3 separate regions of the Mus musculus genome follow, and all the other regions are linked to region 2. The links are chromatin loops, found by intact Hi-C in ENCODE. Cell type or tissue: left cerebral cortex. All regions are shown on one strand.

Region 1 (8,000 bases), 100 kb after region 2:
GAGACGGAGGGCCATAGCTGGTTCTTTTTTTTTTTTTTTTTTTTCTGTCTTACAAACTTTATTAGTGCTGGGAAAACGGGGACAAGAAGCTCTTGTCTCTTCAGTCCACTACTGTTTGCCATTGCCATTGATGGGACGGTTCACATGTTCCGGGGAGGACAGAAAGGCCTTGATCTTGGGCCGGGCACTGAGGCGAGCCACATAGGCAGAGAGCAGGGGGAAGTTGTCCAGGCAGCCAGGGGCCAGGACTTGGTGGATCAGCAGCAGGTCCAGCAAGTTGTAATCGGCAAAGGAGATCTGGTCACCCACGATGAAAGCTTTGCCTCCCTGGTTCTGGGACAGCAGGGTCTCAAAAGGCTTCAGATGCCCAGGCAGGGCCTTCACGTAGTCATTCTTACCATTCTCATAGTTTCTGTAGATCATGGTGCCATATTTGCCGCGAAGGTCCTCTACCCCATCATTCACCATATCCACCTGGGCGGCCTCCCTCTGGTTTTTCCCATAAAGCCCCAAAGAGCGGCCAAGGTGTCTCAAGATGGCATTAGATTGGTAAAGGGTGAGGTCTCCATCCTCAAACTTAGGAAGCTGCCCATACAGACAAGTGGGCTTGAGCAAGCCTTGCATCCAGGTATCTATGGTAACCACCTCCTCCTTCCAGCTCTGGCCCTGGTCAGTCAGCAGCATGCGCATGGCCTCACACCGCCCTCGACTTGGGAAGTAGACAATGGTGTACGGCGGCATGGCTGCTGTGCAGAGAGAAGTGGGGATCAAGTGCTGAATAGTCAGAGAGGTGTCTCAGGGATGGAAGCAAAAACCCATAGCTGGTTCTTACTGAATTCACCTGAAGCTGGCAAGTGCCAGCAGTGATTTGCCAGTGAAGCTGCGTAGGCACTAGGGGTCCCTGAGGCGCACTTTTGGAAAACACATTGGTTGGTTTGGCTGCTGGGTCTGTGCCCTCTCAGCTAGGTGGCTGGCTGGGCTAGCAGTTCTTATTGTCTTGCTGCTAGTGAACAGAAATCAGGGGCCGCAGGATTGACTGTCTTTGCTCTCCTCATTTGTATATGTATTCCCTAGACCTAGTCCAAAAGCCCTTGCCTGTGTAAACACCCCTGCCTGAGTCTGCCCAACCATGGCTTCTCCCTCATCGCACATTTAAAATGCAGCATGTATGTACAGTGTTCCTATACAGGAAAGGAAGTGAGTGTGCTCTAAGGTGGGGACACTACTCCTTCCTCCTGAGTTTTCTCAAGCCTCCACCCACTTGGCTCACCCACAGGAAAGCCCAACAGAACTACAATAGGCTGACATCTATTCACCAAACACTCTCTAATTAGCTAGAGGTCTCCAGTCCTTAATGGGGACTATGGAAGCTCCCACCTTCCCCTCAGTGTAATCAGAGCCAGGACCAGCAAAGAAAGGAGTCCAGCTCTTAGCAAAAAGAAAAAAAATCATCACCACAGAGTATGGGAGCCTTTCTGCTACCAACAGTGGCTTATTGTGCCAGCAACAGAATGCACAGATCACTAAGGAATTACTAGTTCAAGCCAGGAAAAAAAAAGGTTAAAAAAAAGAGAAAAGAAAAAAGAAAAGAAAGAAAGGAAAAAGAAAATGGAAAAAAAGAAAAGAAATTGCATTCATCTGCTTTCTAAAAAAATTTCAGTTATTTTAAACTTCATGTTTTTCAATTTCATAAACAAATGTATCTTCTAGAATTCAAGAATTCCAAGGGATGACAATAAATAGCACATTTTGAATACTTTAAAAAAATATTTTAGTTGTATGTGTGTGTGCAGTTATAGGAGGTTGTGGGCTGCCAGATGTGGGAAAAGGGACCTGAGCTGCAGCCCAAGAGCAGTATGCACTCCTTAACCTCTGAGCCATTGCTAGCTCCCAACAATTGAAGTTCTTTAATCACCTCACACTAGGTTTTCTGACTAATTTTTAGGAGCACATAAGTACTCTCAAATGTGGAACCTGTGAACATTTAGCTTTCTGCACAAATGTCACCTGTCAGTCTCAGGTATAATAAAGTGAATAAAGTAACAAAGTAAACAAAGAAACAAAGTAAACAAAGCAACAAAGTAAACAAAGCAACATAGTAACAAAGTAAACAAAGCAACAAATCAAACAAAGTAACAAAGTAGCAAAGTAAGCTGAAGTGGAAACTTCTAGTTTCTTTGGAGAGTTATGTCAAATGGTGTTTTGCTGGGGCACATAGGATGAAAGGATGTCTTGCTAAAGCAAACACAGGAAAGACTGTTTTCCTGAAGCAGACACAGATGAAAGGATGTTTGGATATAGCAGACAAGTGAAAGGACCCTTGATGAAAGAATATAAATATGACTCCACAGACAGTGGGAGATGAGCACTGAGCACTGGTTTAATTTCCTCTGCCTTGCTATTCTTTGCTAAAGACACACATGTATTGGTTCATCTTACATAGTGTTGCTGAGGTCAACTTGTGATAACACTGCCATTGAGAGAAACTCACCCCAAAACTGCTCATGAGGTTCTTGTGGTAGCTTGCTGCTTCAGCAGCCTTGCCTCAGGCCGGTTGGTGAACCTAGCAGTTTCATCAGGATTGAACTACAGCTGCCCGGTGTCTGCTTGCTGAAAGGACTGGACTGTATGTAGCTGCTGGCTTGTGCCTGGTGTCTGCCTGCCTAGAGGACTGGTCTGCAGCTGCTGCATCATATTTGGTGTTTGCTACAGGACTGAACTGTTGCCCAAGAAGATCGAGCTCGCTCCCAAAGAACTATTGCTGAACAGGTCCACTTCCCCCATATCCTAACAAATTTCTCTTCCACTACCTCTTTTGGGTGGTGGGCTAGAAGAGAGATTGAATCCTTATTAAAAGTAGGTTGCAAAAAATGTATGCCTACAGTAAACAAAGTGACAAAGTAAAATGGGTCCTAGCTTCTCTGTCCACCTCACCTCCAGTGTTTCAACAACTTTGGATTGATAAGTATTTAGAAAAGTTGAGAATATTTTTATACATTGGGTTACAGTTCCTAAGACAGAGGCCCAAGTAGGTTCTGAGCTCTGCTTCTTGGGGGAGATTTAGTACCTCAAAAGCAAAACTCAGAGAAGAACAAGCATAGGACCAGCAACTGAAACTGTTTCTGCCCTGCTTCCTACTAGCTAGGGAGACCTGAGTAAGACCCATCTATCTCCTAGATTGGCCAACTGCCCATCCATCCACTGATTCCCATATAGGGACAGTGTGTGCTGCACCCTGTGTCAGATCCTGAGACAGCACAGCCTGTGATAGTCCACTGTCCTCCAGGCCCTACAAGGGTAGGATTCTACAGAAAATGATAAGCTACAATAGCCCAGTGGTAAGTGCTACCAAGAGAGACTTCAATGTAGGACCACTGGAGCCTGGTTGAAACTTCACAAAAGTTGTTGAAATGTCTCTGCTGAGCTCACAAAGCAGTTAAACTGGACTGAAGGTGGCATTTTATGGATGAAAACACAAAGAAATTTCCCAGAGGGCATGGCACAAGTTTGAGATTGGTTAATAATCAACTGTACTCAGTTGTGAAATGAATGGAATGGAGCAGTCACTTGCTGCATGCCCACATCCATCCTAGACTCTTCCTTTGCTGGGGTCTGTACCAGGAGGTGGGTGAGATGAGAACAGGCCCTGGCTCCAGGAAAAGAACAATAAATGGGGGCAGAGACACAGGATGGGAAGGAAACCAAGGGTGTGTGCAGGAGGCTTTCCAGGGCTGGCTGCTTTCCAGACCATCTCAGTGGGATGGGTGAACTATGAGTCAAACCAGCTGACAACCTACATTTCTGGGACCAGAGTAAGTCACATAGTGCTGTTGGTAAAGTGTTTGCTTTGCAAGCATGAAGACATGAGTTCACTTCCCCAGAACCCACATATTAAAGCCAGGCATGGTGGTGTACACTTGTAATCCCAGCACTAGGGAGGTGGAGACAGCAGGAGCCCCGGGCCTCACTGGCCAGCCAGCCTAGACTACTTGGCAAGTTCCAGGTCAGTAAGAGACCCTGTCTCAAAACAGCAAAGTTGATATCATCTGAGGAGAGAAACCTGAGATTGTCCTCTGCTCTTTGCATGAGTGTGCACACATGCACATATACACGACTGCACCAATGAACACACATGTGCACACAAAATTATCAGAGGAACTCATGATTCCTCAGTCATATATTCTTATCTGTTTTCATCGTCCAAGGTCATGTGTCCTTTGTAATATCAAGGTCTGATTTAAAAGCTGTCCAAGGATCTCCCAGCATATGACTGTGAGATACACAGGTAGACATGCATTTTATGTGCAATTCATGTCATGAGAATTTCACTTCATAAAATAAGACATGATGCTAAGAATAGCAGGAAGTTCCAGTAAAGGTATAAATTTGATCAACTAAAACTAATTTAATCTCCTATAGTCATCTGTGACTGTTTTCTAGACCCTAGATCCCCATTAGCAACGAGTGGGTTAGATGTAATCTCACCTAGGCTCGTGGAGAAGCCGGCGCCTTCCCACCAGGTCCTCTGTAGGGCAGTGTTCTAGTCAGGGCTTCTACTGCTATGGTAAAACACTATGACCAAAAGCAACTTGTGAAGGAAAGGGTTCATTTCAGCTCATAGCCCCACATCACTGTCTGTCTCTGAGGGAGTCACTGAGCCTGGCTGAGGCTCTTCCAAAGCTTCTTTCAATGGCAGTGAAGAGCCTTCCTCTGAGATGCAGAAGCAGTTCCCGCAGGCAGGGCTCTGCTCTAACCCCATCCTCAGCTAGAACCAACACAAACTCTCTGTTCTCCACAGAGCTGAACAGGAAGGCCCTGCAAGGCAGGGGTCCCTCCCACAGCAGCCCAGATGAGATGAGACAAGGCCAGCGTTGGGGAGGAAGAATGACGAGCCAGGAGGGTGGGACTTTAGTTCCTCAGAGAAGTGTGATTTCTCTCTGGCTGGCCAGGAAGCCTCTAGTTCCTCATTTCCAACAGCTTACCAGACAGGGTTGCAGGGCAGCTCTAGAGCTACTACCCACACTTGTCCTGAGCCATGCCTGCCTTTGTCCCCTAGTTGGGAGGGATGATTCTGGGGAACACTGTCTTCTCTCAAGTCAGCCACAGCCAACCAGGGATATTTTTAAGTCTCCAGGAAGTCACAACAAAGCTTTCCCCTCAAAGGCCTGCTTGACTCCAGAGCTTTGAGCCTCAACTCTGTGTCCTCACTGTCTACAAACTTCTCCTGGGACAGCCATCTTTTATTACACCCCACCCACAGAGCCAGCAGTACCTGACTGAAAGCACTCAATTGGTGTTTGGTGAATAAGGTCAAGGAGAATAAGGGGAGGGGTAGGGGCCTCACATGACGTCGTGGTGCAAAGGGGCTGCTGGATGCAGGGCAGGACAGGTCCAGCTGAGGGGGACTTTAGAAAAACATGCATGGACCCCAGGTGCTAGAACTATGTGGTAGGAGGCAATGTCTACCTGTGGCTTGCTACCTCACACACCTAGCTTGTTTTAATCCTGACATTCCTGTGGCATACATATTACCATCATTCCCATTTTTCAAAGGAGGAAACTGAGGCTTGGAGGGATCCTACTTCAGGAAGTGGTCAATGCCCCTGAGGAATCAGCAGGAGCCACAGTCACTCCAGGCCCCTGCTTCCTCCCGGCCCACAGGGAGGCAGTGTATGTGGGTGGCACCCCATGGGTTCTGGGGTGGACCAGTCTGGATTCAAATTTTGGTTTTACACTGCATAGTCTTATGAACTCAGGCAAGTTACTTTGTCCCTAGGCCTCTCTGTTTCACACAATAATTAATAGTGACAGTGTAGCAACCTTGTAGGACTTCTGAAGAGAAAATAACACGATGTGCAAAGAGATGGCTGGCCTGCTAACTGCTTTTGTAAATACAGTTTTATCAGAGTGTAGCTGGGTTAATTTGTTTGCAGATGTTACCATGGCAGAGCTGAGCAAGCTAACTTGAGATTGCAGGGCAGCACACATCCTATAACAGTGACTATCTTCTCCCTAAGGGAAAAGCCAACTGACCCATGTATGTCTACATGAAAAGCGTTAGGAGGTGGGGAGGGGCACAGAATGCACTGCAAGGGCTCTGAAGATTATGAAGTATGTGCAACCCCACCCCCACTGGCTATCTCCCCTCATTCTCAGGATAATATGTCTACCTGACATGTCCAGCTGCCAGGTTCAGGAATCAAAAGTGAATAAGAGGGGCTGGAGAGATGATGCAATGCTTAAGAGCATTGGCTGCTCCTGCAGAGGGCTCAGGTTTGAATCCCACTACCCACATGATAGCTCACAACCATCTATAACTTCAGTTCCAAGGGATCTGACACCCTCTTCTGACCTCTATAGGAACTGTACACACACATGGTACTCAGATACACATTTGAAAAAAACACTTATAAATCAATCAATCAATCAATCAGCCAACCAATCAATCTTTAAAAAGGAAAAACCAAAACCAAAACCAAAACCAACTGACATATGAGTGAGCTTTTCATCTGGTACCTGCTGCCACCCCTAAATGAGTCCAAGGACTGCTCTCTGCATCTAGCTCCCTTCAGTTAGCTGTTTCCCTTCAACCCAGAGCTGTGGGGTGTGTGTGTGTGTGTGTGTGTGTGTGTGTGTGTGGTGGGCATGTGTGTATGCGTGTGTTGTGCATGTGTGTGTGTGCAGGTGAGTCCTGTCCTCAGGCCAACCTCAGATTAGTAGCACCCCAGCCACACAGTCCACCATTTTTCCCTCCCTAGCATCAGGTACACCTGTACCCACACGTGTGCAGGCATATACAGTGTGTGTGTGTGTGTCCATGTGTGTGTTTGTGCTTGTGTGACATGTGTGTGGTATTTATGTGTGTATGTTTGTGTGGTATATGTGTGTGTATATATATATATATATATATATATATATATATATATATATATAGTGTGTGTGTGTGCTTGTGTGGTATCGTACAATGTGTGTGCACATATGTATGTGTGGTGTGCATATGTGGACAGGTATGTGTACAGGGGTGTAGTATATGTGTGTATACAGGCATGTGTATATTTGTGTGTGGTACATGTGTGTATATACATATATGTATATGTGTGTGTGCAGGTGTGTGATATATCTGTGTGTAAAAGGGTGTGTGTGTATATGAGCAGGTATTTGTGTGTGGTAAGTGTATGCAGGTACATGTGTGTGTGTGTGCATGTGCAGATATGTGTGTGTTGGTCTCAGGCCAACCTCAGACAAGCAGCACCCTCGGCCACACAGCCCACCATTCTTCCCTCCCCAGCCCCAGGGACACCTGTACCCATATGTGTGCATGCATATACAGTTCAGAGGGTGACCTCGGGGTTCATTCCTCAGGAGCTTTCTCTTTTTTCTAAATTGAGGTCTCTCGTTGGTTTGGAGCTAACTACTTAGGCTAGGCCAGCAGCATGTTACTGACTGAGCCATCTTCCTGCCTGAGTACTCTGCTGTTACCACTGTTTCATTTCTCTATTTTCCCTTCATGGCTAGTTTTCTGACCCATTACCCAATGCATTGCTTAGAATTCAGCTACACCAGATCATCCAACCACTCAGTCCTTCAGTCAGCTCCTGTGTGCCAACCATCCCTTTGCTAAGAATCTATCCCTACAGACATACTGGGAACAAAAAGTATTGCTGAGTCGGCCCCAATTTCCCACTCCTTGGCCCTGCCCAAAGGCTGCCCTCAGCCTAGAAACATCTCCCAGCCAAATGTTCCATACTCCTTCTCATACCTGGAATTCTGGGACATTGTTTATAGAATCACACCTTCCCGTAGGTACCAACAGATCCATCCCTTATCAAATGCCCCAGCACCTTTCTGATCTTCCTTGCCCTTCTGAGCACATCTGTATTCTGCTCCTGAATAAACTGGGGTATGGGGCTGAGTCATCTGGGGTGAGGGGTAGGCACACAATAGCCCTCCTGCTCTTTGCATTGGTGGCCTGTGGCATGTTCCCCTTCAATCCTCCTGGC
Region 2 (8,000 bases):
AATATGTGAATAAACACCAGTAAGCACATACTAAATATTAACAGGGCAGCCCTTTCCCAGAACTTTCTCAGGACAGACCAACTTAAGCATAACTACCTGGACATACTATAGATTCTATCTGGGAAAGCACAAAAGCAAGGCAGAAGGCCGTATCCAGATTCAGGGTACATAGACCAGGTTCTATAGCTACAACCTGACATCCAACAAGAAGAAATGTGTCTTATAAATTGAATGTAAATGTTTCATGCATGAAGTATGAAATCACATCCAAGAACAATCCGGGGAACACAGTGCACCTGAGGTAGAAGGCCCTCTGCCTTGTATCCTGGAGCCTCTCACACTTCCCAAGGCATTGTTTGTCATGAGGCATTCTTATGACCATGCTCCAACTGTAGCCTCAGTGGCGGGTCTGTAGAGCCCTTAGAGCATCTGTGCCTTGTTGCTCTGGTGTCAACTGCAGGAGATCATCTGACAGGATTAATGGAGGACTTTGACAAATCAAAAGAAGGAAGCTCAGTTGTAGAACTCTATAGCTGTCCCCAGGGCCAACTTCGGCACCAGGCTCCTTGCTTTGAATCACATTTTAGATTACCACTTGTGTTTGAGAAAATATTCAATTTCAATCAGGTGTCTTTTTTTTTTTTTTGTGCCCCACCTTTGATCATCCAGTTCCTGGATAAAAGACACACAACTTTTATTATTATAATAAGCCTTAAGCAGCACTAGAGCTGGGCAGATATCTACCCTCTAAGCTATTATAATCTATTTCCCCATCAATAACCCTGAGTTATAATTTACCATGTTCCATTGGGACAGCTCCTACTCCAATTGGCTAGCCTTCATGGCTATGTTTTTATGATTCACCTCCCTCATGGCAGCTTCCTCCCCTCTCCACCTTCTTCTCTCTGCTGTGCTCCTCTTCAGACCCCAAACCCAGGAACCCCAAACCCTGCCTATGTCTCTTCTGCTAGCTATTGGCTGTTGGCATTTAATTTAACCAACAGTTTTAAATTAAGGAGCAAGGTCACGTTGTACTTGGGGATTCTCTCATTCCTATGGGCAACCAGGCCTTGCGGGCAGCGTATTTAGCATTAAAATACATAGTAAAAGACCAAACTTCAACACACTTGTTACATGTGAGCTGCCAGTTGTTTAACTAATAGCTATGTTTTCACACGTGTAAAACGGAGGTGGCAGTTACACCCATACCATAGGTTGGTACAGACTTAGCATTTAATGATCATTTGCCAGACCATCATTTTAAGTTTTTTTTTTAAAGATTTATTTATTTATTATTATATGTAAGTACACTGTAGCTGTCTTCAGACACACCAGAAGAGGGAGTCAGATCTTGTTACGGATGGTTGTGAGCCACCATGTGGTTGCTGGGATTTGAACTCTGGACCTTCGGAAGAGCAGTCGGGTGCTCTTACCCACTGAGCCATCTCACCAGCCCCATTTTAAGTTTTTGTATGAGCATGAACTTCATAAATCAAATACAAACTAAACTCCCATGAGGCAGACTTTGCAGGCATCCGTGGAAGGATTCGTACTTAATGTGGGGGTTGGTCTAGTGACTCAGTGTGTACTCTTAGAGAAATGTAGCCCTGTGGTCAATGTCATTAGAGACCCTAGGCCAGAGATCTCAACCTGTAAGTCATGATCCCTATGGAGGTTACATATCAGATATCCTGCATATCAGAGACTTATATTACTATTCATAACAGTAGCAGAATTACAGTTATGAAATTGCAACAAAAATAATTTTATGGACGGGGTCACCACTGCATGAGTATTAAAGGGGCCACATCATTAGGAAGGTTGAGAACCACTGTTCTAGAAGGTAGAGGCTACGTGAGTCACAAGCACAGAGGACTCCTTAGCTCTTCAGAGGGGTGTATCTGCTCAGAAAGAAACTTAGACAGGAGGAGGAGTCCGCGAGGGAGGGGACAGGGCCGGGAAAGTCCACCAAAGGCTGAGGGAAAAAGTTGATCCTCAGTTAACTTTCACCAGCAGAAGCCAGGGAACAAGGCAGCTGATTCCTGTTGCCATGTTTACCAGCCTGGGGGGACTCTGGGGACTGGGGTGTCCAGGAGGAGCATAGCCAATCAAGAGTTGACGCCTCAGCACTGGGCACCTGGGACACGCCTTCCTGGCGCCAGCTAAACACAAATAGATGAGGAGCTCTGATCAACAGGGAATTCTGAGCCTGTCCTTGCCAGCCTGCTGCCAGCCTCAGACAAGGGAGCTGTAGGCAGAGCCTGGGTTTCCCACATACAAACCAGGATTTCAGGGGAGCTGTAGAGGTGGGGCCAAAGAAACATTGGACCCTGGGACCTCCTCAGAGTCCCCTTCTGGTTGAGTCTGTGGGCATCAAGGTTTAGGGCCAGGATCAATGAGGGTAATAGAAAGAGAGTTTGTGCCAATGATAGTTCTGTTTCTCAAAAGATACAGAAAGGGTTCCTACCATAGGCCTAGTCTCCATAGAGTTATCAGACTTGAGGACCACAACCTGAGACCCAGGTCAGGTCCAGCCACTTGTCCTCAAGAAGCCAAAAGGGAGATTTATTTAATGTGGCCACATTGGGAAGAGGGACAAAGGGATCCAAGGCAGTCTCCAGGGTTCTGCAGACCAAGGTTTAAATAGAGGACAAGGATATCACATCTAAGCAATGCCAGCCAAGGTGTGCCCCACCCCGTCCACCGAACCCATCATTGTCTGAGCCTCCGTCTCATCCTGAAAGGTATATCGACAAGCTGTTAGAGCCGTGTGGAATCTCTTCCCAACAGATCATATGGCTGTGGCCTTTTTTTCCCCTCCCAACATGAGAGTCCTGGGAGAAATGACCACATTTTGTTGGGTCCATTCTTTCAAGAGTTGGACAGTTAGGTTGAGATATACAAGAGTCCCTTTAGAGCCTCTTTGCAGGGTCACCCAGCAAAGTGCTGTCCAGTCCAGGACAGTCTCCACCCCGCATCTTCATTCACGAGACCCCTGTCTCTGTACTAAGATCCTAGAGGAAGAGAAACCTCAGCAATATCTCCAAGACACTGGAGATTGAACATGGGACCTTGAACTCCGAAGGAAAGCCACCAGAAGGCAGGAAACAGAGTTCCAAAAATTTGTCCTTGACAGCCTGGGCCTATGTGGATCTACCCACACTCCTCACACTTTAAGAATTGCTGAATGTTCTGCAAATCATATGCACATGTATGTAAATCGTATGCAAATGCGGAGTTGTGAAGATGTGTGGTCTGTGTGGAAGAATTAGGGGTTTGCATTTCCCCTATTAATCCTGCTTTGGTGACATCATAAGGGAGGGAGGGAGGGCAAGGTCCTTTTTTTTGGTTTTGCACACATTTTTTCTTGTCCAAACTTTCTTTTTTGGCCCATTTATAGAGACCAAACAATTTGTCACCATGTGCTTTCTAAGAGGTGTTTCCCAAGGAAAGAACAAGCTTGACATGAACTACGTCAGTGGTTCTCGACCTTCAGAATGCTGTGGCCCTTTAGTGCAGCTCCTCATGTTGTGGTGACCCCAACCAGAAAATTATTTTCATTGCTACTTACTGTAATTTTGCTACTATAATGAATCATAATATAAATACTTACTGGAGATAAAGATTTGCCAAAGGGCTTGTGACCCAGCTACATCCGAAAGGAAGTAAGCTGCTCTATTCCTTCAGAGTGCAAGCATTCCTTAGCCTGGGACAACACTGAGTGAGCTCCTGGTCCTCAGGCAAAAGTGCAACACAGGTCAGGTTAGGTGTCAGCGTCTCTCGGTGTCTGAGGCAGAGGGGCCAGGTTGTGGCTCCCACCCCAGCCCCGCTAGACCTGACTTGAGTCCCACTCCTGGGCTGCCAGGCAGTCCACCACAGGATGCCATTGCTTTCTCCAAGGCAAAGCTAGAGGCGTGCTTTGCTGTAATTACCTTTTGGCTGCAGAGTTGGGGATGTTGCTACATCTGAGATTTTGAAGCAGCCCCTCCATTGCTGGACAGATTGCTTCTGATTTGCATCATATTACAGCTCCAAACTTCATTTTGTGAATTCTATTTCCAGCCCCACTGGAGCCTAGCACCAAACTCAGCCCCTCTGCTTTTCCTGTGGTTGCTCAGCCTGCTCCTCTTTCTTCTGCGTGCCATGGAGCGTGCCGTGGGTGAGATGAGGGGTGGCACGGTGGTTTACCTCCTGGGAGACAGCCAAGTGCACTGGGTTAAAACAAAACCAGCTCTGGGGCCTCTGCTGCTACATCTGCTTCCAGCCGATTTTACAGAGGGCCAGGTCCTAGACTCAGCACACAGTGACATCACACTCTCTACCCTCACACAGTCTCTACCCTCACACACATTCTACCTTCAGCCCCAGGACACAAGTTCAACCCCTCCCTCAGGGTCCTGGCTTCATTCTCATTCGGCCCAGCAAGATCTTCTAGTATTTTGAGGTCTGGGGAAATACCGCTTCCCTCGTGCATGTTCTAACAGGTAAAAAGGATGGGTAGGAAGCTCCTCTAGAGTTCCCAGGTGGCCTCCATCCAGGGCCAGCTTAGGCAATCCGAGGCAAGTGCCATGACAGCTTATAGCAGACTTTCCATGGGTCAGTGCTGGTGCCTTGCCATGCACGGGCCAGGAGCCATTGGGACTCGGAATGTAACACAGTATTCCACACTGCAGACAGGGGCACAGCCTGCAGCTTCCCTCCATTACAGAACAGGGGATGGGGGGGCACAGCCTGCTCCCCCTCCCTCAGAGAACAGGGGATATGTCTGTTCTCTCTCTGGAACTGACTGTCATGATTGTGCCCAGAGGTTTGGAGGATTTGCTGAGGCCACAGAGGTGCAGTGGGCATGAGTGGTTTAGAACAGAGGGTATCGTCCTGACTTTGAACTTGCTCGCTGTGCTGTGTGAGGAAGTTCCCAGTCCCGTCTGATGCCGGGACTCCAGCAGGTATGGGGATAAAAGACCCTTGCAGCTCTGTGCTTGCAGATTCTCAGCACTGCAGCCTGGGGACAAGAGAATATGAAGTGTTGAGAGAAGGCGGGGCCCCTAGGTGGACCTCCTCTTCAAGGTATCCCTGGATCTCTGCAGGTGCCTGCCCACCAAGCTGGAAGCCCTGGCCGGTATAGGAGGTGGCCTGCTTTCTCTGCCTTCATCTTCGACCAGGCCCCAGAGTTTACACATAGAGCTCCAGTTAAGGGGGTTCAGAAGGAGCTGGGTGGGCGCACACTCAGTGTTTCTGTGGTGAGAGTTCCTGCTGCTCTCCAGTCTGTGAAAGGTTCCCAGAAAGAACAGTCCCAGCCGTGCTCCTGACCCAAGGTGACACTCAGCTAACCCACGGGAAGGGTGCTATCAGCTGGCCATGGGATGGTTGAATGAGCTTGACACAGGTACTGGCACTATTAGGAAGTATGGCCCTATTGGAGTAGGTGTGTCACTGTAGGTGTGTGCTTTAAGACCCTCATCCTAGCTGCCTGGAAGTCAGCTTCTGCTAGCAGCCTTCAGATGAAGATGTAGAACTCTCAGCTCCTCCTGCACCATGCCTGCCTGGATGCTACCATGTTCTTGTCTTTATGATAATGGACTGAATCTCTGAACCTGTAAGCCAGCCCCAATTAAATGTTGTCCTTATAAGAGTTGCCTTGGTCATGGTGTCTGTTCATAGCAGTACAACCCTAACTAAGACAGTCACTCTTGTCCTGGCACTTGCCTCAGATTTCTTTGGCCTTAGCTGGTCCTGGATGGAGGACACCTGGGAACTGTAGTAGAGGTTTCTAACCCATCCTTTTACCTGTTAGGACTGTCATGATGTGAATTTGCCAAGAGAAGTGTTTGACCATAAGACCCAGTTCCTGACAGGAGACCCTGCAGCCTCTGCCAGGGGCAGGAAGGCAGAAGAACCTGCACACTGAAAACCTCAAATACGCAAGGGGAGGGCAGTCGCAGCTGAGTAGACTGTCCTGTGCTTTCTGCTTCATTGTTAACATAATTGAATGAGATGTGTCCAAAGCCATTCCCTTCCCTGGTGCTGGTCCAGTGTACAGACCCTGGGATCTGACGGTGCAGGCTGTTACAGTTTGCTGCTCCTTCGCAGGACACCATTCTTTTCTCAGTGCCTCCTCACTTCTGTGAGACACAAATGGGATTACTGTTGGCTTGCAATCAGAATAGCCTATGTGTGGTACCATGTCCAGAGAGCAGAAAGTTAGAGACCTAGTGGTGAGTGCGGCAAGGGGCAGGCACAGCAGGAAGCCTGTGTCAGCTCCTGACATCACTTAGACTTTCCAGGACCCACTTTCTTTCTTCTTCCTGGACCTACCTGAGCCATCAGTGCCTGTGCTTGGTGCAAGGGAAGGAAAGACAGAGAGAGTGACAGGTAAGGGAAGTGATAAAGGTAGAGACAAGTTCATGGGCTCCTGGTGCCCTGAATAATGCCCTCCTGGAGGAAAGACTGTATTTCATTCGGGTACCATTCACCAGGCAGCTAGAAACATCGGCCAATAGCAGGTTCACAAAGAGTCTGATGAGGTTAGTAGCATCAAACCAGATGGTACTGAGAGAGTAAGGGTTCAGTTGCCTTCTGGGAACACCACTCTCTCTGTGTCGGGTCAGCCCTCCCTCACCAGCTAATACTGCTTCAGGCCAAGAGGCTTAGGTGGGTCTCCATGACAACCGATGCTGGCCTGCCTCCAGGTTCTGCAGGGAGCTGTGTCTCAGCTCTGGGGACCTACACATACTCCACAAACACCAGCCCAGCTGGGTCCCTCCTCCAGTTGGTGCCTCCAGTACAACTTCTCAAAGAGGAAGAGCAGAAAGCACAGGAGGCAGCCAGCAGTGGAAGAGGCAGAGGGCGGCCGAGGATGGAGCTCACTCTTCAACTCCTGCCAGTTTGCCGCTCAACTTTCTACTTTCCCTAGAAAAGATCAAGGCTCTCTTCTCCTAGAGTGTGAAGCAGAAAGCAGGACCCCTACAGTGATAGTGGCCCTGAAGGAGGTGGACCTAAGGTAAGAGGGGAATCTCCCCAGAAGTGGCAGCTTCCTGCACTTACAGTAGACAGCTAGCCACACTTGGCTCTGAGCTTGGAAGGCCACCTGGGATCCGGAAAGTAAGCTGGACCCAGGACCCAGGCGGCCATGGGAGGCCCCTCAATCCTCACTGGTCAAAGATGAGCAGACTCGGGCCTGATCCTGAGGGTGCACAACCTGGTTTGTAAACTTAGAGGAAGCCACATCTGTTGTCTACTTTGGGCAGAGCAAGCTTCTGAGAGAAACCAGCCTTAACGTTCCCCCTTGTGCTGTGCAGGGGACACAAGCAGGGGGAGAAAGCAGATCTAGAATCAGAGGGGGCTACCTACCTGAGAAATGCAACTTTAGCACCTCTAAGGTGCAGAGTCAAGGCTAGATGTACAGCAGCGACCTGGAACTGAGCTGTGGTCCCCTCCACAATGGCACAGCCTCTGAGGTCCAATAAGACACTAGGGAGGGAACCTGGGTGGTGGGGGAGGGTTCAGTGGAGATGGTTCTCATTATGACATCGGGATGAAGAGGCACTTCTTGGAGATTGTCCACCATAGTCAGACCTAAGTATCTGTACCTCTGCCTCAATATGAAGAAAACTGACTGAGATTCACCCGTTCACCCACCCATTTACCCGCCTCTCCTCTGCTCACCTATCCACCTACCTATCAACAGATCCCTCTATCCATATATGTATCCATTCATCCATCAACTCACCTACTTATCCACTCCCATCCCCTGATCCATCCACCCATCCTCTGATCCAACCACCCACTCACTGATTCACTCACTCACTAATCCAACCACCCACCCACTCCCTGATCCAACCACCCCTTGATCCAACCAACCCCTGATCCACCCATTCACTGAACCACCCACCCACCCACCACTGATCCACCTATCCACTCATATCCCCACTTGCCCAGGCATTCATTCGCCCATCATTACACATGCTGGGATGATGGAGCTGATGGCCTCTGAGATCCAT
Region 3 (8,000 bases), 120 kb after region 2:
CTACTCCCTCTAGCCTCCCTGGGAAACTACTTCCTACTGCACAGAAAAACAAAGAAGTCATCAGACCAGAACAGCCTCTATTTCCTGCCACCACACCTGTGCGGCTCCCTACATGGGGCCCCTGATCTGCCCTTGCCCTCTTATGGTAGCTACAGAGGTAAACTCTGATTTCAGCCAAACTCCCCAGCTGGTAAATGCCTGCCCTGAACTCGCACCGTCTATGGTGGCTTCTCACTCTTGCTCACCTGCTTGACCTTTAACCTCTCCACACTGGCCAGCTCCATCCTTCAGCTTAAGGTTCTCACAGAACTGTGGAGAGCCAAAGCTGTGGTTCTCTCAGATGTCCCTGGAATCCCTGTGTCTCATCCCTACTAGCCCACATAACCTCAGCTTCCCTAGAAAGCCTCTTAACACGCTCTCCAACTTCTCTTGTCAAGGCCACTTGTGACTGAAGTGCCACTGGTCATTCTGGTCTTCCCCTAGTCTATCCTTGTAGCACATGTGACACAGTTAACCCCCGACTGCTCGGATTTAACAGCAGTTACTTTCAAATACTGTATAGCTTCCTTGAAAGCACCCTGAGCTGGCGTGGAAGACAGTGTACAATGATGTGAGACCCATCTTCTCCTTTGAACCTGGATGACCTCCCTGAGAGACCCATCTGTACCACTGCAGACCTCAAACACTCAAAACAAACAAACAAACAAACAAACAAACAAACAAACAAAACCCAAAAACGTTCAAAGCATCCAAAATGAAGCAGACATCTCTGCCCTGGCTGTTCCCTCCAGAGTTACCTCTAGGTGAAAATCCATTTTCTTCCCTGGCTACAAAGCCGTCTCAACACCCATGTCTGCCCATATCGCTTAAACCCCACCTGATTTTGTAGTTACATCATTTTGTTCTGTTTCTTTTAAAAACATATTTATTTTTATGTGTGCGTGTTTTTCCTGCATGTATGGATGTATACCATGTGCACACAGTGTCAGCAGGGCCCAGAAAAGGGCATTTGATCCTTTGGAACCAGAATGATAGACCATTATGAGCTGTCATGTGGTCTCCCAAAGAGTAGCCAGTACTCTTACCCCCAAAGCTGGCTACCCAGCCCTGCTCTGTTCTGTTGTCTTTGATTTATGCTGACTTGGGAGATACGGCAAGCTTTCCTCGGCTGTACCCAAGGTGAGTTCCTAGCTTCTCTCTCAGGAGGCCCTTTGCAATGTCTGCTTGTTGACCCCACTCACTCTCCCCTCTCCTCCAGCGCTAAGCCACCCATCTGAATAAGGAAAAAGGAGACTTTCCTGGTGACTTGAAACCTCTGGTTTACTTCTCCATTCTGCTTAATTTCCCTCTGCTCCCCACTGTGCTGGCCTTCTACCAAATGCTATTTGTTCTCAACGCTTCAGTCTGAGTCTCCCCAAGGACCCAGAGTCCTGGCCCCAAGTCTTGAGTCTTTGAAGTTGCCTGGGACTCACTCTAGCTAACGCCCAGTGTTACTGTCCCAACCCACTCACCCCTGTCCCTGAGGTCTCTGGCCTAGACAGAGAAGCAACGGCATAGGATGACATGGTTTCTGGTCTACCCTGGCACATGGAAGCTCATCTGCCAGTCTGTGTCTGTTTTTACTTAAACCTGAATGCCTTTAGGTCAGGAATGCATTCCTCAAGGCCCCAGAGGTCTCCCAGCTCTAGCCTTGTTAAACACACAGTCTCCCTGAGTTCTCAGGTACGGGCTTGGTGCGGATATTGGCTCATCTTACCTGTCTAGCCACCCCAGGCGGGAGATAGCACCACCTCTTTGAGCCAGTCAGGACCACAGATGCTCATGAGAATTAGGCAACTTGCCTTAATCACATATCACACCCAGAAAGTCAAAACTCCATATGTGATTGCTTCTTATGCTAGGGTACCAAGTGCCCTCAATACCAGCACTTAGCGGGTTGAAGCAGGAAGGTTACCGTTAAGTTATGGGCCAGCCTGGGCTACATTGTGAGTTCAAGGGCAGCCCGAACTATGTAGTGAGATTTTTGTCTCAAAAATAAAAGAATGAAATCCAGATTTGAATCCAAGCTCATCAGGTCACGCAGCCCACATTCTTACACTCTGACACAGTGAAAGAAATGGGTGTTAACCAGGCTAAGTCTTAAGAAGACCCTCTGCAGCAGTGTGGAAAGAAAAAAACCAAGACAGTCAAACCTGGACCTGAAGAGAGTAAATGAGTGCTTCAGGCTGTCCAGGAAAGAGACTCCGAGCCTAGTTAGGAGCTGACAAGAACAGGGAGACAGCAGTGGACTTTGCAATAGCTGGGAGAACTGGGAGGCTGGAGTGGCTGATGTGAGTGACAAGGGTGTCCTGGGAGCTCTTGAGATACCACAGCCAATCAAGGTGGCTAATATTACAGAAGCCAAGTGTCTTTCCTTTAGAATGTAGTTTAAGCCTTAGAGTGAAAGAACTCCAGGACAGGAGTCTAGGGTCAAAACTGGCGTCCAGACGCAGCCACATTGGCACCTCCAAGGCAGGAGGAGGATGGGAGGAATTAGGCCACACTGGGGAACGCCAGTGGGGACAGGACAGGGTCCAAGGAGGTGGCTGATGGACAGGCTAGAGGACAGCTGCATGGCGCCTGCTGGCTGGCGACAGAGGATTGTCAGACCTCAGGAGCCCTGTTAAGCCTCAGAGCAGCACAGCAGGTGCAGGGAACCCAGTGAGGCAGAAGCCCAAAGTGCAGAAATCTCTTTCCAGAGGCTTCTAGGGAACCTGGGAGAAACTCTGGGAAACACAGGGCTTCCCAGGTCAGGGTTAGGGTTAGGTCAATGGCAGAGTGCAGACAGCTGAGACCAAGGAGCAGGGGAGGAGCAGGGGGAGCACCTCAGGAAGAAGACACACAGTAGGTTGTTCATGGGGGTGGAGGTTTCTGACTGGGTTGGGAGGAGTGCAGCTTGGCCTTAAGGGAAGAAAAGGCTGTGGGGAGATTCCAGAGGTGTTTTGGATTGCTGAGGAGAGACACTGACTTGGACCAGGCTGCTGAAATGAGAGTTGCTCTCTGGGCTGTCCCTGACGTGGAGGACCAACCTGCACATCTGGGTACAGGGCACAGCAGCACACGTGCACACTGCATTTGCTAGAGCATCACAGCCAGCTGCCTGCAGATACTAATATGCAAAATATGCTGGGGACTAGAGTTTCTGTCAGGACTAACGAGTATTTTCACTTTTATTTCGAGGTCTGCTACTATTCCACTTCCTCATAAGACAGGGCTTGCCAGAGACCACACATAGGAATTCCTTAAGTACTTTTATCTCAGCAAAGCAATACACCAATGCTGGCCCAATCCTTGGGTGGTGGCAGCAGGTGCCCAGCCCTTGGCATTTTGTTTCTGTCTTATAGAGTGATTCACCTTTCCCTGTCTCTCATGCTGGTAGATATTACACCTGTCACCCCTCCCATTCTGACCAGTCTCTTCAGGAGCACTAGCTCCTGCCCAGAAGAACCCTGGAAGAGCTGCAACCCAGGTGGAGAAAGCACTTAGAGACTGCATCTGTTCCGGTGTCCTCTTCTTCTGGTTTGTTAAGTCTTTAAAACTTCGGCCAGGGGCCAACTCCTCACTGGTTCTCACATCTGTCCAGAGAGTCTTGGCTTCCTCTACTCAACATATACTGGAAAGAACATAGGAGTTGCCTCAGAAGGCTCAGGCTTGGCTGCTGCCCATTCCCTGCTATGAGGTTTTCTGAGTTCTAGCTTGAAATCATGTGGGACCTCTCCCTTCTCTCTGGGAAAGAGAAGCTAGTGTAATGTGATAGGTTATTTATAACCTGCATCTTAATCTGATTCCTGGGATCTAATCAACTCTTACTAACACCCGCCCTCAGTAACTGGGAGGCACACCCCAAATAAACGGAGTGCAGTTCAGCCAACATCTTTTTAGGCTAACCAATGCCAGATTCCAGGCTACCACAAAATCAGACACAGATCCTTCCCCAGTCACTTGGCTGGCTGCGTGGACAGTGTGGCATTGGTTCATACAACGTCAGGGGCAGTTTCCAGCAGAACTTTACCCACATTGCTGGAACAGATGCTCCAGGCACTTAGGGGAATCTGGGTCCTTTTGCTGACCCCTCAGACTAAAGGGGAGGTAGGCAGTTGTGGCTCTCTGAGGAACCAAGCTGACAGTCCTGAAGCAGAAACCTCAGAGTCCCCCGCCTGGCCCAGCAGCAGAGCTCAGGACTGAGTTGACACTAGGTGCTTCCCCTCGACATCTGGGGGATGTGCAAAGCTACCCTGACTCACAAGGGTGTCGTGGGGGACAAAATGAGAGCACATGACATTGAGTGAGGAGCAAATGGACCATAAGGGGCAGCTTCACGTTTAGTGGCTCTTTTTTCTTCAAGGCCCCCCTCAGGAAAGTGGGGATTGTAACTACATAAGGCTGTTTCTCCCCCTAGTCTAACAGGACTGACTCAGAGGCTTTGGCTCCCCAACTTTGCAAGTCACCCTGAGATACCCCAAAAAGGAAAGCTCTTACTCCCAGTGGCTGGGCCCCTATGTCATCCACCCACATCCAGTGGGTTCTCCACTGACGTCGGCCATCCTTGTCCCACACCACCGGCCTTAGCCAGGGACCCTGAGAACGTCACCCTTCTCTGTTGTGGCCCCTTTCCACAGCTAGCCCTACAAGAGACCAGGGAGACTACAGTCCAGAGTCTGGAGACAACCCATTTCCTGAACTCACTACCTTTCCCACCTTCATCTCCCATCCATCTTTCCATCTGTAATTTCTGCCTTTTCTGTTTAAATCAGTTGTCCAAGGTGTCAGGTTTTTATCCAGACTCTCAGTTATGTTAGGATCTCTGGATTGGGGAGGACTCGTTAACCCAGACGTTTGCTGTCTAAAATTATCTCTCACACACCCAGGAAGTTCTATTCTCAGAAATGCTTTAACCAATTTCTTTGCATTTTAAGTATTCCCTAAGACTTTTAAAAAATGTGTATATTCCTGGAAAAGGGAACCGTCCTCTTTGGCCCTAATCTAGTTTTCACACAGCACCTATGCCCGATGTTTATTGCAACAAGCTGGATGCCTTTTTTCACAGGCCATGGAGAGGATTGGGGAGAAGGGAGTCTCTCCTCATTTTACAGACCTTAGCCCACAACTGGACTCCGACGAGCCCCGCGCCTGCCGCAGCGAGATAAACAGAGTTCTCACGAAAGTAAAATAGCCAAATATGGAAAGTCAGCAGACAGAGTGGAGAGGCTGAGGAAGAAAGAAGCCAACCAGAATGGCCCAGAGGGATCCGCAACAAAAGTCCTCAGAACTGTCCTCAGAACTGTAACACCTCACAGTTGGGTGGCAAGGGGGTCAAGCAGTGGTGTGAGGACTGTCTCCGTCCAACCTGCGGTGGGTGCTCACCTCTAGGCGCCCGGGTCTGCTGAAATCTGGAACTCACCTTCTGCAGAGTCGGGTTCTGTTTCCAATCGAGCACGCGCTATAGCACCGGCGCAGGCTCGAGACCCTGGCATTAAGCTCACGTTAACGGGCTGTGCTCACAAGTCTTGCAAAAGTGCCCTCGGCCGGGCGCGGGTGTCCCGCGTCGCCTCAGTTCGCCCGCTACCACACACGCCTCCGGCTCACCACCCTGAGTTGCTTTCGGTTTCTGAGGAGCCGGGACGGTTAGCTCACCCGGACTTCGCCACTTGCGGGGCTCGCGGAGCTCCGCTGGCGCCCTACGGCGGCGGGCACTAGGCTGCTTCGCCTCAGCAGCGGGTTAGGCCAGCTCCAGCGGCGGGCTCCGGGAGGGGCGGGGCTGACGATGGGGGTGTGGTCAGGGTGCCCAAGAGGCAGGGCTGAAGGTGGAGGCGTGGTTATGTCTCCCGAGAGGCAGGGCCGAGGATGGGGGCGTGGTCATGGCGCCCAAGCGGCGGGGCGTGAGGCTTCTGACAGCGGCCAGAAACTCACCTGAGCTGGGCGAAGTATCCCTCTAGATGCTGGGAATCACCCAGACCCTAGAAGCCTAGGCTTCTCTTTCTAGAAACATTAGTATCTTGTGCGCCTTTGAATTGTATATATTTTGCTCTTCAATCAGCCTCCCTCCGACCCCCCAAACCTATTTATTCTTTGAGTAGACACGTTTGCTCAAGATCAGAGATCTGGCTCAAATCACTTCTTCCCTGAACTTGCTGCAGTCCAGTACAAATCTGCCAGTCCTCGTTCTGCTGTTAGCGTAACGTTGACAGTCTCTCTGATGTTCTGTTGTCAAAAGCGTCCCAGTTAGTTCTCCTGGTCTTCAGAGCCACCTGGTGGAGGGTGCCTGAACTATGAGCGTTCTATCTGCGGTCTAGAGAGAACTGAGTGGACCTACCCAAGGCTAGAGCTTGAATTCTTGCCTCCCAAATCCTAGCACAGAGTTGTTACAGTGTATTCGCTCTACAGGTCCACAGTAATTGCAGCCTGTATGAACGAAGTGAACTAGCATCTCAAATCTAACCTCTTCCAAGTCAGACAAACGCGGGAAATACTTAGCTGTCTTGAGCATCAAATGTTCATCACGGAGAGAAGAGAGTACTAGGGCCCTTGCAGTGGACACAGGTATGCATTGGAGCTGGGCAACAGCTGGGAGCGGATGTGGGATCTGGTGGAATAGTCAACAGGATCCCAACACCCAGGTGCAACTCTTTGGTTATCGAGATTAAACCCTCCCGTGGGCATGCTTTGGCCCTCTGGACCAGATTACTCTTGTGAGAACTGAAAGAGACTGAGCCTAAGTCCTCTCCTTCCCTAACCCTCCCAACAATACATCTATTTACCTTACTTTCCACCTTCTTTCACATGACTGCAAGGTGACAGGACCCTATGGATTTAGACACCATAGGAAACAGGCAATATAGACTGGAAAGACCATGTCTGAAATGACTAATGTAGCTATGGTTCTGAAAGAAGCAATCTGTTCTAAATATGAGACCCAAGGTCTTGGTATGATGAAGTCCAAAACTGGGATAGGATAAGTTCTTATTGTGTTCCAAATGGTGGCCACCGGACTCACAGACAGAAGTCTAAATGAGAATAGATAGGACTTTTTTGGTGGGATTGGAGAAGTGTGGTCTCGTACATTTAAATTTTTTTAATTATTTTTTATTTTGCTTGCTTGCATGTCTGTGTACCACGTGTATTCCTGGTGTTTGTGGAGACCAGAAGAGAGACCTGGAGTCACAGACAGTTATTAAGCTTCACATAAATGTTGGGAGTTGAACTCAAGTCCTCTGGAAGAGTAGCCAGTGCTCTTAGTGTTAATATCAGAGTAGTCAGAAGTGAAGGATATGTTCCCAGCTTGTGGTGTTGATCCCAGAGTCAGTCTCTTGTAGCCTAGGCTGGTTCACATTTGCTATGCAGCTGAGGCTCATTCAAACTACTAGCCTTCTTCCCCCATCTCCTGAACACTGTGATTACAGGCGTACACCGTCACATCCAATTTTCTACGTAATCATGTTTTATTTTTCTCATGTACCTTCAAGAAAGTTTATGTTTTGTTTTGCTTTGTTTTGAGACAAGAGAAGATGTCTCTGCAGGTGTCAAATCAGGCATGAAGACAGGGCCAGATTTGAGCATTATTTCAATATTTTGAAAGTATTCATTATTTCCATATACTATTTAATAGTAAACTGATTTACTAGTCCTTAAACTAGAGTCACTTATAAAGAGAAGGATGGCATGATACACAAACTCTTTCTTCAGAAGGAAAGGGCAAATATATGATTCTTCAGGACACTCTACCTACCACCAGTGGTTTAACTGGTTGGTGTGACTGGGCAGTCTGATGAAGAGGGAAGGCTGCCACCTGTTGGTCGAATGCATTATTTCCCTCAGTTTATACAACAAGACTGATGAAGTCATGTGTTAGTTGAGGACAAAAAGCATAATTCCAGGGCAGGTAGGCAGAAGCTGGACAGGGCAAAGGCTGTCCCAGGGCCTGCAGACGCCATTAAGATGAACAAATGTGCTGTGGTGATGGG

What was found. Hi-C counts contacts between places; a loop is a spot of excess contacts. Peaks named below come from ENCODE experiments on the same cell type or tissue, not always from the same donor. Only the 100,000 strongest peaks of a DNase experiment are listed, where the experiment ranks them.
Region 1: a loop joins it to region 2, with 3 times the contacts of the local background. A loop is called at or near these places in 2 of 42 quality-filtered maps.
Region 3: it touches region 2 in a loop (2.9-fold over the local background); 24 of 42 quality-filtered maps call a loop at or near these places.

What each region holds. Positions count from the first base shown.
Region 1 is chr1:192,073,712-192,081,711 of GRCm38, forward strand. All of the region lies in intron 1 of Traf5 (TNF receptor-associated factor 5), which reads right to left. It also overlaps the pseudogene Gstp-ps. Among named protein-coding and RNA genes, the nearest start is that of Traf5, 15 kb to the right of the region's middle. In left cerebral cortex, no CTCF peak of the experiment used is centred here; DNase peaks (open chromatin) are centred at 3,724 and 4,918.
Region 2 is chr1:191,970,710-191,978,709 of GRCm38, forward strand. Rd3 (retinal degeneration 3) reads left to right here and starts at 6,661. Exons shown (of 3, transcript NM_023727.4): 1 at 6,661-7,000. In left cerebral cortex, no CTCF peak of the experiment used is centred here; DNase peaks (open chromatin) are centred at 4,121 and 6,711.
Region 3 is chr1:192,086,816-192,094,815 of GRCm38, forward strand. Traf5 (TNF receptor-associated factor 5) reads right to left here and starts at 5,784. Exons shown (of 14, transcript NM_011633.2): 1 at 5,441-5,784. In left cerebral cortex, CTCF peaks have their summits at 6,286 (motif pointing left) and 7,833 (motif pointing left); DNase peaks (open chromatin) are centred at 3,831, 4,163, 4,604, 4,891 and 3 more places; H3K4me3 peaks cover 2,227 bases; H3K27ac peaks cover 1,060 bases.